Linked DNA regions of Homo sapiens: region 2 is linked to region 1. Evidence: chromatin contacts called from ENCODE Hi-C or POLR2A ChIA-PET data. All regions are on one chromosome and are shown on one strand. Each heading gives the region's core, a stretch centred on a gene start or an enhancer-like site at or near the end of the contact. The rest is flanking DNA. Distances are from core to core; before and after follow the strand shown. Region 1 overlaps CYP1B1-AS1 (CYP1B1 antisense RNA 1). Region 2 has its middle 18 kb from the start of LINC02613.

The links. A loop is a pair of places that touch in the nucleus more often than their neighbours do. ChIA-PET counts read pairs that join two places held with the same protein, here RNA polymerase II (POLR2A). Pooled maps may share reads with other maps.
Region 2: a pooled map shows a loop between it and region 1 (2.4-fold over the local background). The contact joins two enhancer-like sites. A Hi-C loop is called at or near these places in 1 of 50 pooled maps. POLR2A ChIA-PET finds 5 or more read pairs at or near these places in 2 of 52 experiments (BJ and HEK293T).

The regions. Positions count from the first base shown.
Region 1 is chr2:38,143,993-38,148,013 of GRCh38, forward strand. The region is part of intron 2 of CYP1B1-AS1 (CYP1B1 antisense RNA 1); the gene reads left to right. LOC107985871 (a long non-coding RNA gene) reads right to left here. Exons shown (of 4, transcript XR_007086290.1): 1 at 2,843-4,021. It also overlaps the pseudogene RNU6-951P. Among named protein-coding and RNA genes, the nearest start is that of CYP1B1-AS1, 15 kb to the left of the region's middle. RefSeq lists enhancers at 2,456-3,655, 2,710-2,759, 2,790-2,889, 2,961-3,769, 2,970-3,149 and 1 more. Within about 2 kb of position 2,504, at least 25 of the 41 ENCODE cell types and tissues checked have a DNase peak (open chromatin) inside an H3K27ac peak, as active enhancers do.
Region 2 is chr2:38,531,485-38,535,320 of GRCh38, forward strand. No RefSeq gene overlaps it. Among named protein-coding and RNA genes, the nearest start is that of LINC02613, 18 kb to the left of the region's middle. RefSeq lists an enhancer at 2,108-2,237. Within about 2 kb of position 1,852, at least 6 of the 41 ENCODE cell types and tissues checked have a DNase peak (open chromatin) inside an H3K27ac peak, as active enhancers do.

The DNA of each region.
Region 1 (4,021 bases), core at 1,254-3,753:
CCACCTACACACTGATGATTCAAAATCATATAAATTCAGATGAGACCTCTTCTTTGACTAACTTCAGACTAATTGCTACTTGTTTGTTTCAATAACACATCTATCTCACTATGTCCAGAACCAATATTGTGATTTCTCTGGCCTGCCTGCATGTGCAAACACACACACACACACCCACAATATGAAATAGGAAACTTCTTCTAGTGATATAAATTTCAGTGAATTACACCACCATCACTTCAATTATGCATGTTTGAAATACAGACACTTTGACACCTCTTCCTTCCTCATTCCCCATATACATTCCATCTTGCAATTTTATTGATTTTATACTTCCACTTGTCTCCATTGCCATCTCTCTCTGCCACTATCCAGTTTTTAGCTCCCACCACCTCTCACTTGCATTATGAAATAGCTCCAAATTTATTGTGCACCTCTAATCTTTCCCTGCTATAATCCATTCTCCAAATCATTGCCAGCATTACATTTTAGAAATGCAAATCTAATAATGCAAATCTAATTCATTCTCTCTCTGTATTTGTCTCTCTCTCTCTACATGCACACACACACACATACACACACACAGTTTTAAAGAAGGCTAAATTGTTGTCCATTGCTTTTTGGATGAAAACAAAAATCATTAACATGGGCTGATCCCTACCTGACTCATGTTACCATGCTTTCCTTGCTCTCTCCTATCCCTCTCTGTTGTCTTGGTCCTATATACTGTTCTGGATTTCCTGGAGTGTATCTGCCTCTGGTCTTTGCCTGTGCTATTCCATCTGTATTAACTGCTCTTTTCTCTCCTCATCACCTCCTCCAAACCTGAAATCAATTGTCCTTTTCTTGGGGGAAGCCTTCCCTGAATTCCTTGGCCAGTCAATCTCACACTTATGCTCACAGTGGCACAGTGTACCTCTCATTTGTAGTCCCTATAACATTTGTAATTTCACATCTATTTCCGTGATTCTTTCATTCAGGTATGACACCCCTACTGAATTATAACTGTCATGAAATCAAGAATTGTGTCTGTTTTGGCACACTCATATTTCTAGTATCAATCATAGTGTAGATGTTTAATAAATATTTACTGAATCAGTGAATAATGAATAAAAAGTACTCTTCCATGAATCTTTCTTATACTCATGCTTAGCTCTCACTCTACCTTTCTAACAAATGGCCTAAGCAGAGGAAGATGCTAAAGGGGCTGCTAAGGCAGCAAGAAAATCAAGTAACACAGAAACAGAGTCAGTTGGTTCTTTGCACTTAGGATTCTCAGAAGAATTTTTTGCTTCTGCCTTCAAAATTAAACTGGAATATTAAAACTGATCTTTTGGTCCCTGGAAGATGAAGTACAAACCATCATCAAAAAGTATCTACTGTTGGGACTGGTGACTCACTTTGTCCTTCCCTCCTGTAAGCCATGAGAAGGAATCAGAATGATTCTGTCATCAAGAGCATCACAAATCCTGGATCTTCACCTGATTAATGCTTCACGTCTAGCACAAGCACTTTCATTTTCAAGGGATTCCATACTGTATTGTCTAGCCCCTGGCTGGGTTGGGATATAGTTATCTTGGTGGCATAGGATCAGCATGTGTAAGAGCGGGATATTATTGGGCGCTGTATTGAAAAGAGTAACCCTGGGAAGGTGAGGGTGATTATTAAGACCAACTCTGAAGCGATGACTGGTGACCAGAAATGAGTTGATGTCAGAAATTTCTACAGAGATGGTGATAGCTTATAAAGGTGAAAATCCAGTAAATAGTCTGGGGTTTAAAAACTCAAGTAAGGGATGAATCAAGGGATGATGCAGAAATTATGTGTAGTAGAAAAGGCAGATGTCAGGGGTAGAAATACATCACCGGGCAAGTAAGGCCAAGTACGTGCCCATCTGGAACACAGGGCAGAATCTCTTCAGTAAGTTGGCTTTATTGGTTTTAGTCATTTTTATCTATTGCTGATGCTCATGTGATACTTTGTTTCTTGGGTGAATTTCGGTATCTCAGACAGACACATACAAGGAGAAAGAACAGAAGTTCTTAGGTAGTTTTTTAGTAATAGAAGTTCTTAGATTTTTTTTTTTTTTTTTTTTTTTTTTAGTAAGAAAGAAAAGTGCTGGGAGAGATTGATCGTTCCTTATAAAAAGGCCTTCATTCCTCACAAAAATACAACTTTCAGTCAAGAATTTGGTCCTTTAAAAAAGAAAGAGGAAGAAAAGAAAGCATGAGCTCTATCCCTCTTTTGACTAAATACTACCACTGACTTTCCTGTTTAGAACTAAAGGCTGTCTCTTGTTCCACAGGTCAAATGCATACTTTTTAAAATGCCACTTGACCCCTTGGGTTCCCCATTCTCAGTAGAAAAACAAAATGGTCATTAATTTATTTTGACATGCAAACTCAGCTGAACATTTTTTGGTGATTCAACCCCACAGATGTAAAGTGAAAGAGTGCCAGAAAAGCAAGTGAGAGCCATGAGATTACCACAAGTCTGTGAGCACATTTTTTTCAAGGCTTACAGAATCCCAAAGCTTGCCCTTGCTTCAGGAAAAAGAACTGGTTGACACCTGAGAGGTTTTAAGCCACAAGAAGCTGAGGCCCGTTGTGAGGAGGGCAGGGACAGTGGGGCCAGGCCACACGCGACGCGTCACCCACCTCCTGCCTCACCTCCCCCCACTGAGATGTCTGCTGGGTGGGAGGAGGCTTATTGCCAGAGAACAGTCTGGTGTTTTCTGTTCCTGCTTCAGGAAGTCCCCCTTCTCCCGCCACCCCCGCAGCTCCTCAGCCTGGAAACAACTTTTAGAGAGGAGAAGGGAAGCAAAGCTTTCAAAAGCAGATACCTGTGGGGTTTGAAGGGAGGTGCCCCTTGTTCAAGTATTTCTCCCCCAAAATTGAAAGGACACTTCAGATTCATTCATTTTAGTTTTGATGTATCTTCAGTAATTAAGAAGCCACTAAGAAAACTGACCCTGGGAAGGCAAATTCCTGAAGCTGAGTCAGATACAGCCAGCTCTTACCATACCATCTGACCCTCAGTTCCCTCTGACCTCATCTCTTCCCACCTCCTCTCTGTCTGACTCAGCAGTGAGGCCACACAGGCCTCCCTGCTGATTCGAGAATGGCTCCCACCTGAGGCCTTGGGCCCCCCTTGTTTTCGCCCCCACATACCCATCTGGCTTCCCCTTCACTGCTTCCAAGGCTCTCCTCAGAGAGCATCCTGTCAGACCAGTCTTTCCTGGACATGCTGAGTGTACCTTTCCCCTATTTCATTTTCCTTCGTGGCACCTTTTACCACCTGATATGTTCAATGGCTCTATGTTTGTTTGTAGTAAGTCTCGCCTGACTAGAATATAAGACCCATGGGAGAAGAGACTTTCTGCTCTACCCTTGGCACATACCGGGTGCTCAAAAAATATTCAAGTGCTCGCTTCGGCAGTACATGTACTAAAACTGGAACAATACAGAGAACATTAGCACGGCCCCTTCACAAGGATGACACACAAATTTATGCAGCATTCCATAATTTCGAGAAATACAAATCAAAACCACAATGAGATAACATCTCACACCAGTCAGAATGGCTATTATTAAAAAGACAGAAAATAAGAGTTGCTGGTGAGGCTGCAGAGGAAAGGGGAAAGCTTATATGCTCTTAATGGAAACACAAACTAGTTGAGCCACTGTGGAAGACAGTTTGGAGATTTCTCAAGGAACTCAAAATAGAACAACCATTAGACCCAGCAATCCCACTACTGAGTATATACCCAAAGGAAAGTAATTCATCCTATCTTAAAGACACATATGCTCCTATGTTCACTGCAGCACCATTCACAATAGCAAGGACATGGAATCAACCTAAGAGCCCATCAACAGTGGATTGGAGAGAGAAAATGAGGTACAAATACACCATGGAATACTATGCAGCCATAAAAAAGAATGAAATCATGTCCTTTCGCAACATGGATGGAGGTGGAAGGCATTATGACCTCCATAAATGACCTAATGTAAGAACCTAAAAC
Region 2 (3,836 bases), core at 602-3,101, 390 kb after region 1:
CTCAGGAAGCGGAGGTTGCAATGAGCCGAGATCACACCACTGCACTCCAGCCTGGGTGACAGAGTGAGACTATATCAAAAAAAAAAAAAAAAGAAGAAATGTTTGAGACTGTAAATTTTATGTTATGTGTTTTGTTTTTTGTTGTCATTGTTGTTTTTTAGATGCCCAGGCTAGGGTGCAGTAGCGCAATCTCAGCTCACTGCAACCTCTGCCTCCCGGGTTCAAGCAATTATCGTGCCTCAGCCTCCCGAGTAGCTGGGATTACAGGCACATGCCACCACACCTGGCTAATTTTTGTATTTCTAGTAGAGATGGGGTTTCACCATGTTGGCCAGGCTGGTCTCAAACTCCTTACCTCAAGTGATCTGCCTGCCTCAGCCTCCCAAAGTGTTGGGATGACAGGCGTGAGCCACCTCGCCCAGGCTGTGTTATGTGTTTTTAGCACAATTTTTTTTAAGAGAAAAGGAGATGCAAAAATAATTCTAGCTGGGCACGGTCGCTCCCGCCTGTAATCCCAGCACTTTGGGAGGCCAAGGTGGGTGGATCATCTGAGGTCAGGAGTTCGAGACCAGCTTGGCCAACATGGTGAAACCTCATCTCTACTAAAAATACAAAAATTAGCTGGGCATGGTGGCAGGTGCCTGTAGTCCCAGCTACTCAGAAGGCTAAGGCAGGAAAATCACTTGAACTTGGGAGGCAGAGGTTGCAGTGAGCTGAGATCATGCCACTGTATCCCAGCCTGGGTGACAGAGCAAGACTCCATCTAAAAAAAAAAAAAAAAAAATTCTAAATAGTTGATTGAATAATCTCAACTACTTGGGGATAAAACATGATTTTTCTCCTAATGTAATTGCCCCCAACTAATCCAGACTGACCATCCTTTTTTTTTTTCTCAAATAGAGGGTTTCTTAATCACATCTTTGCCACCTTCCATAGCTTTCTAGCCACCTTTGATTATTTCCGATTTAAGACTCAGTCCTTTGCATCCTGAAGCTTCAAGTCTCATCAACTCCCTGTCTACCCATGCAGACTGGGTCTGTCTGTGACTCTAGCTTAGGCTTGATCTCTTTACCCATCATCTTCTCCCCTCTGTAGAGCCAGCCCTCCAGTGTGTGCTGGTGCAGGAAGAGAGAGAGGCAAAGGGCAAGTGTCTCCTCTCAGCACAGCAAGTTTGCATGGATCCATCCTGCACGCCCTCAGGAGCTGAGAACTCAAGGCAGCAGTTCTGGGCCCTCTCTGCCAGGCAGTATATCCCTTCCCCACTATCTCCCTCCCATCCTCTTCTCCACAGCCCTAGGGCAGATTGACAAGCCCGAAGGCCAAGCAAACAACCATCTGGGAGCACAACTCTCCTTACAAACACCTCTAGTTTTCCTTATGATTCTCTTAGGTCCCCACCCCATTCCTTGGCTTCAAGAAAGAGAGTGAATAACCCCTCTCCCCAAGACCAGTCCACCTCACCCTCTCCTTTGTCAACCCTCAGAGCTTGAATGGGGAATCATGGAACCAGTTCGGACTCCCCCTATAAGGCAAGGGGAGCTTGGCAGGCTCCAGCTTTTGGGGGCTTACTGGTGTCTCTCGGAATGGAGAGACCTTTCGTTCTCACCTTTAGACCCTCTTTCAAGCTAGTGGTGTCAGAGGAGGGAGAGATCACTTTCAACTTTCAGCGACAGGGAATCAGAGAAAACCTTTTTGGAGAGGGAACATTTGAACTGGGCCTCAAAGGCTAGGTCAGATTTGGCAAAGTGAAGATGAATGGTCAGGTGAGAGAGAGGGAAGGCAGAGGCGAAGGCTCAGACACAAGGAGTTTCGTGGCACGCAGGCGTACCAGTTAGCTACGACAGACATGCGTGCAGGAGAGTGGAGAAAGGAAGTGAAAGCATGCCCAGTGTTTCACGTTGCCTTTGGCTTGGTCTGAGCTGTCTGTCCCGTGATGCTTTGAGGAGGGTGTAGGCAGCTGTGCAGCCATTCTCAGGACCTGTATTTGCATTTGCACAGGCCAGTGAAGCTGAGAGTACTGAAGTTCACTGATGCTGGCCAGGAGCTGTTTGGAATGACTGCCAATCTTGAAAGTAGAGTCCGTGTATCTCAAGACATAAAATTAGCAAAATTCTTCTGCAGCCAATCCCATTTTCTTGCAGTCTTCATGCAGAAGCACCAGCTTCTCTGAGCATTTGAATCACTCCACACAGCTCCTTCTATCCTGAATGACACTGCCCAAAATACACTGAAGGCCTGTCCAGCACCCTGAAAATTCCACGGCTACACAACATGAGGAAGCCGAGTCAGGGGAACAGGGGGCTTCAGGTTAGCTGTGGCCACTCACGTGCTCTGTGATTTTGGACAAGTCAGTCTCTGAACCTCAAATTCATCAGAAATGCAGGGGTGATACTAGCTGCCCTAGCATAGGATTAAATGAGGGAGGTAATGTGCATGAATACGTTGAAAAGTGTCAGCCGGGCGTGGTGACTCATGCCTGTAATCCCAGCACTTTAGAAGGCTGAGGCCAGTGGATCGCTTAAGACCAAGAATTAGAGACCAGCCTGGCCAACATGGTGAAACCCCATCTCTACTAAAAGCACAAAAATTAACCAGGCATGGTGCTGCGTGCCTGTAGTCCCAGCTACTTGGGAGGTCGAGGCTTGAGGATTGTTTGAGCCCAGGAGGTGGAGGTTGTAGTGAGCCAAGATCACAACACTGCACTCCTGCACTCCTGGGTGACAGAGTGAGACTCTGTCTCAACAACAACAGCAACAACAATAAAGTAGTGACATTGATGTGTATCTTACATGATGAATGCAGTTTCCACTCCTCTCAAGACCCCAGAGTATAGTGCATAGGGAAGCAGAAAGCATTTGTGTTCCCAGGGGGGAGGCTGGCTGTGCAGGGAGGACATGATCAATAACACTGCCAGCTTAAAATAAGCATCAGTGTCACCAAAACGCTGCTTCCAAACCAACCCCTGATGTTCTAGGTCCACCATTCCTCTGTCCCACCTCCCTGCTTTACCTCTTTTTTTTTCTTTTGTTTTTTTTAGACGAAGTCTCACTCTGTCACCTAGGCTGGAGTGCAGTGGTGTGATATTGGCTCACTGCAACCTCCGCCTCCCGAATTCAAGCAATTCTCCTGCCTCAGCCTCCCGAGTAGCTGGGATTACAGACGCCTGCCACCATGCCCGGCTAGTTTTTGTATTTTTAGTAGAGACAGGGTTTCACCAGGTTGACCAGGCTGGTCTTGAACTGCTGGTCTCAACTGATCCGCCCACCTCGGCTTCCCAAAGTGCTGGGATTACAGGCATGAGCCACTGTGCCCGGCCTTTCCTCTGATTTCTATGGCACCTATCACCATGGTATGCAGGTACTCACATCAAATCTGTTTTTAAGTTCAAAACAGAGCCATATGTGGGAAGACGCATTTCTCTTCTGAAGCCTTATCTCTGAAGCTGAGCTTGGAGTGAAGTGACAGGCGGAACCGACTCCTTGGAGGATGGAATCTTGAGGTTTTATGTGGGAGCAGAAGAGAAGCAAGCACCAAATATCTATCAAATGCCCACAGAGGGAAACACTGTAGTAGCTGCCTAGAGATTCAGTCCTGCTCAAGTTTCCCTGCTCAGATCTCAGGCGCAATTTTGAGAAATGTTCTTCTTCCTCAGTGGATGACCTCACCCTTTATGGGGAGGCGTGCCCATACGCACAATAACACAGTACTCATAAAGTCCAAGAGAGGCCGGTCCAGGCCTTGGCCAGGGAAGCATCCATGGACTTGGGCGTTCGTTGCAGAATGTTCAGACAGGTCTGGATGAGGGGTGAGGCCCTGCCTTGGAGGGGCTGCCCTCC